Linked DNA regions of Homo sapiens: region 1 is linked to region 2. A link is a loop called in an ENCODE intact Hi-C map of the cell type or tissue named here. Cell type or tissue: PC-9. All regions are shown on one strand. Links, peaks and the distances in the headings refer to the core of each region. The heading gives the core; the rest is flanking DNA. Region 1 overlaps LOC124900690 (a long non-coding RNA gene). Region 2 has its middle 72 kb from the start of LINC02357.

Region 1 (2,918 bases), core at 235-2,734, 93 kb after region 2:
TGGATTCTAGTTTGGGGTTTGGAGGTGAATAAACATAGCTTAGAAACTATAGGGGCTTCCTGTTTTGAATTTAGGAGAAGCCACGACTTTTGCAAATATTTTTAGATGTAATGTTTATGGAAGGCAAAGAATGTTAACCCAGAATGTTGGATAGTACAGCTAGATGTTGGTTTGTACATTCTAAGTCATTTAGAATATTGGACAGAGTACTGAACTACTACTGTACTTTTTCCTTCATTTCTTGCCTAAAAAGGGCAATAGTGAGAAAATGACTTTAACCAAAATATTCAACAAGCATTTATTAAGTCTGTGGTACAAATAGCATTCTGCAGAAAGCAGTCCTATTAGACCCAAAGGAAGCAGAAGATGAAATACACACGCCTGACAATTTAATAGGGGATGGAGAATAATAAACATATAAGCCTGAAAGAACCAGAGAATGATTCCGTAGTAATACTAAAATTTGTGGCATACTCTTCCCCCAGATAACCACAGGCTCATTTTCTTACCTTGTTCAAGTCTTTGCTCAAATGTTACCTTTTCAGTGAGAACTTCCCTGGCCACTCTCTATATAAATTGTACCAGTCTACTCCACAAACCCTGTCTCTGTCCCCCGTTCCTGTTTACTTTTCCTTATCACCTTGTAGTTAATTACATAATTTTGTTTTTCAACTATCTTATTTTCTTATTTATTTATTTATTTATTTATTTGAGATAGAGTCTCGCTCTGTCACCCAGGCTGGAGTGCAGTGGTGAGATCTAGGCTCACTGCAACCTCCTACTCCCTGGTTCAAGCGATTCTCCTGCCTCAGCCTCCTAAGTAGCTGGGATTACAGGCACATGCCACCACGCCCAGCTAATTTTTGTATTTTTAGTAGAGACGGGGTTTCACCATGTTGGCCAGGCTGGTTTCGAACTCCTGACCTCAAGTGATCGCCCACCTCGGCCTCCCAAAATGCTGGGATTACAGGTGTGAGCCACTGTGCCCGGCCTGTTTCTCAACTATCTTATAACTCCACCCTATCCACTGCTGAATAAAGCCTTCATAACAACAGGGGAATTGTGCATTTTGCTCATTACTAAATCCTTAGCAGGTGATAGAGTACCTGGCACATAGTAAGTGTTCAAAAAAAAACCTTGCTTAATCAAGTATCTAATATGTATGTCAGACTACTTATTAGTGCTGAAAAAATTCAAAATAAGTAACCTTTGGCAATGTTAATGAGAAAAAGTTTATTGGAAGAAGGGATGTGTGTGCTTTTCAAGCCAAAACAAATTGATTTGATCAAACATAATGATTACAACGTAGGTTTTGAGTTCTAGACCAAACTCTGCCTCTATTTAGCTATGTGACCTAAATAAGATGTGTAACTTTGTTTTTTTGTGGATCTCTGAAGGTATTTATACCTGGGCCAAGAACTTATGTCTTTACATGGATTAACATTTAAAAACAAAAACAAAAACACTTCTAACAGAATTACAACTTTTTTTTCTTAGCTTCTCCTGGCCAAAGCAGCTATTCTTGACCATGCTTTATACCATGATCATCTTTGGTGATGCAATTTAGGAATGACTGGCCTTAGGCAAATCAGTGAAAGAAAGTTCCCTCCCAATTGCAGTTACTGGGCCCCATTTCTGCCTTCTCCAGGCTCTCATGATGCCCTCTAGCTGTTCCAGAGCTCTCTGGGGCACCCAGCCAGGCTTGCCTGCTCCCAGTGTAAACCATACTCAGAAATTATGTTTTCCTGTCCTTTGCTCTCCAAGCAAAAAGCCTGCCTCTTCAGTCTCCTGCCAGTTAGGACTGGATCCTGATGAGCTAATTCCCTTTAGGGTGAGAATGACAGATTGTTGGCTAAGCTAACCTTCTGTTTTCCTCACCACCAAAGTGAAGCCCAATGCTAAAGAAGGAATTGGAAGGGAAGGGAACTTCCAAATATCCAGTGCCTAGAATCTGCCTGAACTTTCAATATATTCAATCATTTTATCCACAACCAGGTAGATGATATTTACTCTCTAAGGAGCTGAAGTTCATGAGAGGTAAAATATGGACAGGTTCCAAAACTTTCTGTATTATCACATCAGCACACTGAATAAATGAGCCCAGAAATAGAATTGTGGATACTATTGCAGACTTCTGGGGCAATATTTTGGGGATTGAGGAAAGAGGTCCTTTGTGGCATCCTGTATCAGCCACGTAAACTCTGGCTGTGACCTTGAGTGAGTAGGCCCTGTGACCTTCAATAAGCAATTTAACCTCTCTTATAGCTTCGATGTCCTCATCTGAAAAATGGGGAATACTAATAGTATCTGTAGTCATTATTTCCTGCTTGTAACAAGTCGCTCCACAAATTAGTGGCTTAAAACAATAGTCATCCCTATAGTTCAGGAATTCAGGAGTGCCTCAGGTTGGGTAGTTTTCATTCAGGGTCTCTCATGAAGTTGCAGTCAGATGTTAGCTGGGGTCTGCATTCATCTGAAAGCCTGACTGGGGCTGGTGGAACCACTTCCAAGGTGGGGCACTCACATTGGCTGACAAATTAGTTCCTTTCCACATGGGCTCTCCACAGTACTGCTTGAGTGTCTTGGCAAAATGGCAGCTGGCTTCATCCAGAGCAAGCAATTCAAGAGACCAAGATGGAAGCTCAATGACTTTATTCCTAACCTTGGAAATCTCACAGCATCACCTATGTGATAGTGTATTAGTCACACAAGACAGTCCCTAACTCAATGTGGATGGGACCACACAAGGGCCCTTTTGGAGATTTCTGCAACAGTATCTCTATTATCAGGAAGATTAAATGAAACAACCCATGTTAAGCCCCGTACATTGTAAACACTGACTAACCGGTAGCTATTATTACAATGGCCCTAAAGTGCTCAATGCCTGCCTATACTAAGGCTGGTGCTGATTCTGATGT
Region 2 (2,918 bases), core at 322-2,821:
ATAAATAAATAAAATATTTGCAATATTTGAGAATGGCAGAGGAGAATTCTAACATAGCAAGGAAAAGCTCTGCTTTCTTTTCCCTTAACATCTCTGAACAATTCATCTCCTCTTTCTGCTCCAAGAATGAGAGCCAGGCAGGTTGTTAAGATGGTTAAGAATCCACACTCTGGAATAAGACTGTCTGGGGTAGATCCTGGATTTGTGTGACCCAGGGCAACTCCCTTTACTATCTTGGGCCTCAGCCCCTTTGTCTATAAGACAAGGCCAATAATCCTACCTACTTTCTGGGCTGTGCTGAGAATTAAATGAAAGGATAAGTCCTCAGAGGGTGTGTCCAGCCCACAGTAAATAATCAATTTGCTCTTGCAGTTGTTATTCATGCGTGGATGTTCCTGCTCCAACTCTGGCCTCTCTAACCCAGCACTAGGCCTTGGGCTAAAAGCCTTCAGGAGAAAGAATGTAACGGCAGGCCAGGGACGAGCCCAGCACTCAGATACTTCCTACCCCACTCCTGCGGGTGGGAAGAAGCTCTAAGTGCAGGACCCAGGAAGGCCAGGCTGCAGCACAGGCCCCAGGGCAGGACCCAAGCCAGGCCCGGAACGCCCAGGAACACTTCCTACCCCCAAGTTAATAAGAAAACCACAGCATCTATTTTTTTTAACTGACACATAATTGCACATATTTATGGGATACAGAGTGACATTTCAATCTATGCATACAACGTATGAGGATCAGATCAGGATAATTAGCATTTCCATGCCCTCGAGCATTTGTCATTTCTTTGTGTTGGCAACATTCAAGTCTTCTTTTCTGGCTATTTGAAAATGTGCAACAAATTGCTGCTAACTATAGTTACCCTACAGAGCTATAGAATACTAGAGCTCATTTCTCCTGTCTAGCTGTAATTTTGCGTTCATTCACCAACCTCTCCTTATCCTCTCCTCCCCCTTTCCCTTCCCAGCCTCCAGTTCCTGCCATTCTACTCTACTTCTAGCAGAATCTCTTCTTGCCTTCAGAGCCCCTTCCCCCAAAAGAAGCAATCAAAAACACCATCCAAATAAGGCAAAAAGCTGTGCCGGAATTTGCATGCAGAGTGTTTATATAGATTAGAACATCTTTGTTGACTCGCAGCTTAAACCTCTGAGGCTTTGCAGTTCATCAAAGTTTAATGTTCTGTTTCACGATGTTCCTTGCCGTGGTTAAGTGGCTCCGTCAGCTCTTAGAAGGGAAACTTCCCCCTTCAGGGTACATTTCCCCTGCCCTGAGCCCAGGAGCCCCACTGCTAAGGGCATCTGTTCTGTTTGCTTTTGAGAAGTACAGATGTGAGTAGTCACCAACTTGAATCTTCTGTTCATCTGGCAGCTGGGCAGCTGGCTGATGTAACAGCTGCAGAACACGGAGTCTCCCAGAAGGGAGAAAAAGAGAAAAGAAAAAAGACACACATAGCCCAGGATGATATGCCACCACTCAGAGGCCTCCAGGAATTGGATCTAAAGAATCTCACTCCACATCATTCCAGCCAGAGTGGAGGCCAGTGGGATGCAGTTGAGCTCAATCCACATTTGTTGGGCCTTCACTGGGCAGCTGGTGAGAGGAAGGTGGCGGCTTAACAGGATCATTAGGAAATGGTACACTCTAGTTGGGAGTAGAAGGCTCTTGGATGGGGAAGAGCTGGCTCTATCGTGAAGGAATCTAAATTGCAAAGTGTTCACAGGTATCACACATGCCTTATCAGAGGACATGACCAAGGTCTTCATTTGTAGATGCTCAGATGTCACCTAAGTTAAGTGAACTGTTGGGGTCAACCTACAGACACTTCTTGTGTATCCAGTGAGTTTCCTGCACTGTGCAGGCACAGGAGAAAGAATAGGCATTCAAGAAGCATTTGTCTATTTTGAGTGTGTGTGTGTGTATGTGTGTGTGTGTGTGAGAGAGAGAGAGAGACAGAGTCTCGTTCTGTTGCCCAAGCTGGAGTGCAGTAGTGCAATCTCAGCTCACTGCAACCTCTGCCTTCCAGGTTCAAGGGATTCTCCTGCCTCAGCCTCCCAGGTAGCTGGGATTACAGGCAGGCACCACCATGCCCGGCTAATTTTTGTATATTTAGTAGAGATGGGGTTTCATCATGTTGGCCAGGCTGGTCTCAAACTCTTAACCTCAGGTGATCCACCTACCTTGGCCTCCCAAAGTGCTGGGATTATAGGCGTAGCATTTCACTATGTAATGACTACCTCAAACCTTACACTGAAATTAACTCATATTTCATAATAATATGATTAAATAAGGAGAAGCCAGCATAGATGCATGTTAATCCAAATTCAATCCCATCTGATTATCTCTCTGCTCCCTCAGTGGTCCAAGCCACCTTTGTCTCTCACCTGAGTTATGGCAGTCACTTCCTAACCAGTCCCCCTGTGCCATACACCTCATCCCTCTTTCAATTTATTCCCAACACAGCAGCCAAGGAAATCTTCTTAACAGGTAAGTTGTATCACGTCACTCCTGTGCTCAAAACCCTCATCTCGCAAAGCGTAAAAGCCAAAGTTCCTCCAATGAATGACTTCCAGGGCCCTGTGTTACTTGTAGTGGAGCCATCTTGGAAGTGGTTCTTCCAGCTCCAGTGGAGCCACTGCAGCCAGCATCATGTGGAAAAGAGATGGGTTTTTCTTTGCTGAGCCTACAGAAATTACAGAATCATGAGTGACTAAAAGATTGTTATTTTTGTAAGCCACTAAGTTTGAGGTGGTTTGTTACACAGCAATAAATAACCATTAAGCTTTCACATTAAGGCTGGACGTGGTGGCTTATGCCTGTAATTCCAGCACTTTGGGAGGCCAAGGCAGGTGGATGGCTTGAGCCCAGGAGTTCAAGGCCAGCCTGGACAACATGGCAAAACCCCGTCTCTACAAAAAAATAGG

Evidence for each region. Hi-C counts contacts between places; a loop is a spot of excess contacts. Peaks named below come from ENCODE experiments on the same cell type or tissue, not always from the same donor. Only the 100,000 strongest peaks of a DNase experiment are listed, where the experiment ranks them.
Region 1: a loop joins it to region 2, with 3.0 times the contacts of the local background. A loop is called at or near these places in 2 of 110 quality-filtered maps.

What each region holds. Positions count from the first base shown.
Region 1 is chr4:26,234,000-26,236,917 of GRCh38, forward strand. The region is part of intron 1 of LOC124900690 (a long non-coding RNA gene); the gene reads right to left. It also overlaps a transcript of RBPJ not described here. Among named protein-coding and RNA genes, the nearest start is that of RBPJ, 86 kb to the right of the region's middle. In PC-9, for the core only: no CTCF peak of the experiment used is centred there; a DNase peak (open chromatin) is centred at 1,712; H3K27ac peaks cover 1,097 bases.
Region 2 is chr4:26,140,857-26,143,774 of GRCh38, forward strand. It overlaps a transcript of RBPJ not described here. Among named protein-coding and RNA genes, the nearest start is that of LINC02357, 72 kb to the left of the region's middle. In PC-9, for the core only: no CTCF peak of the experiment used is centred there; no DNase peak of the experiment used is centred there.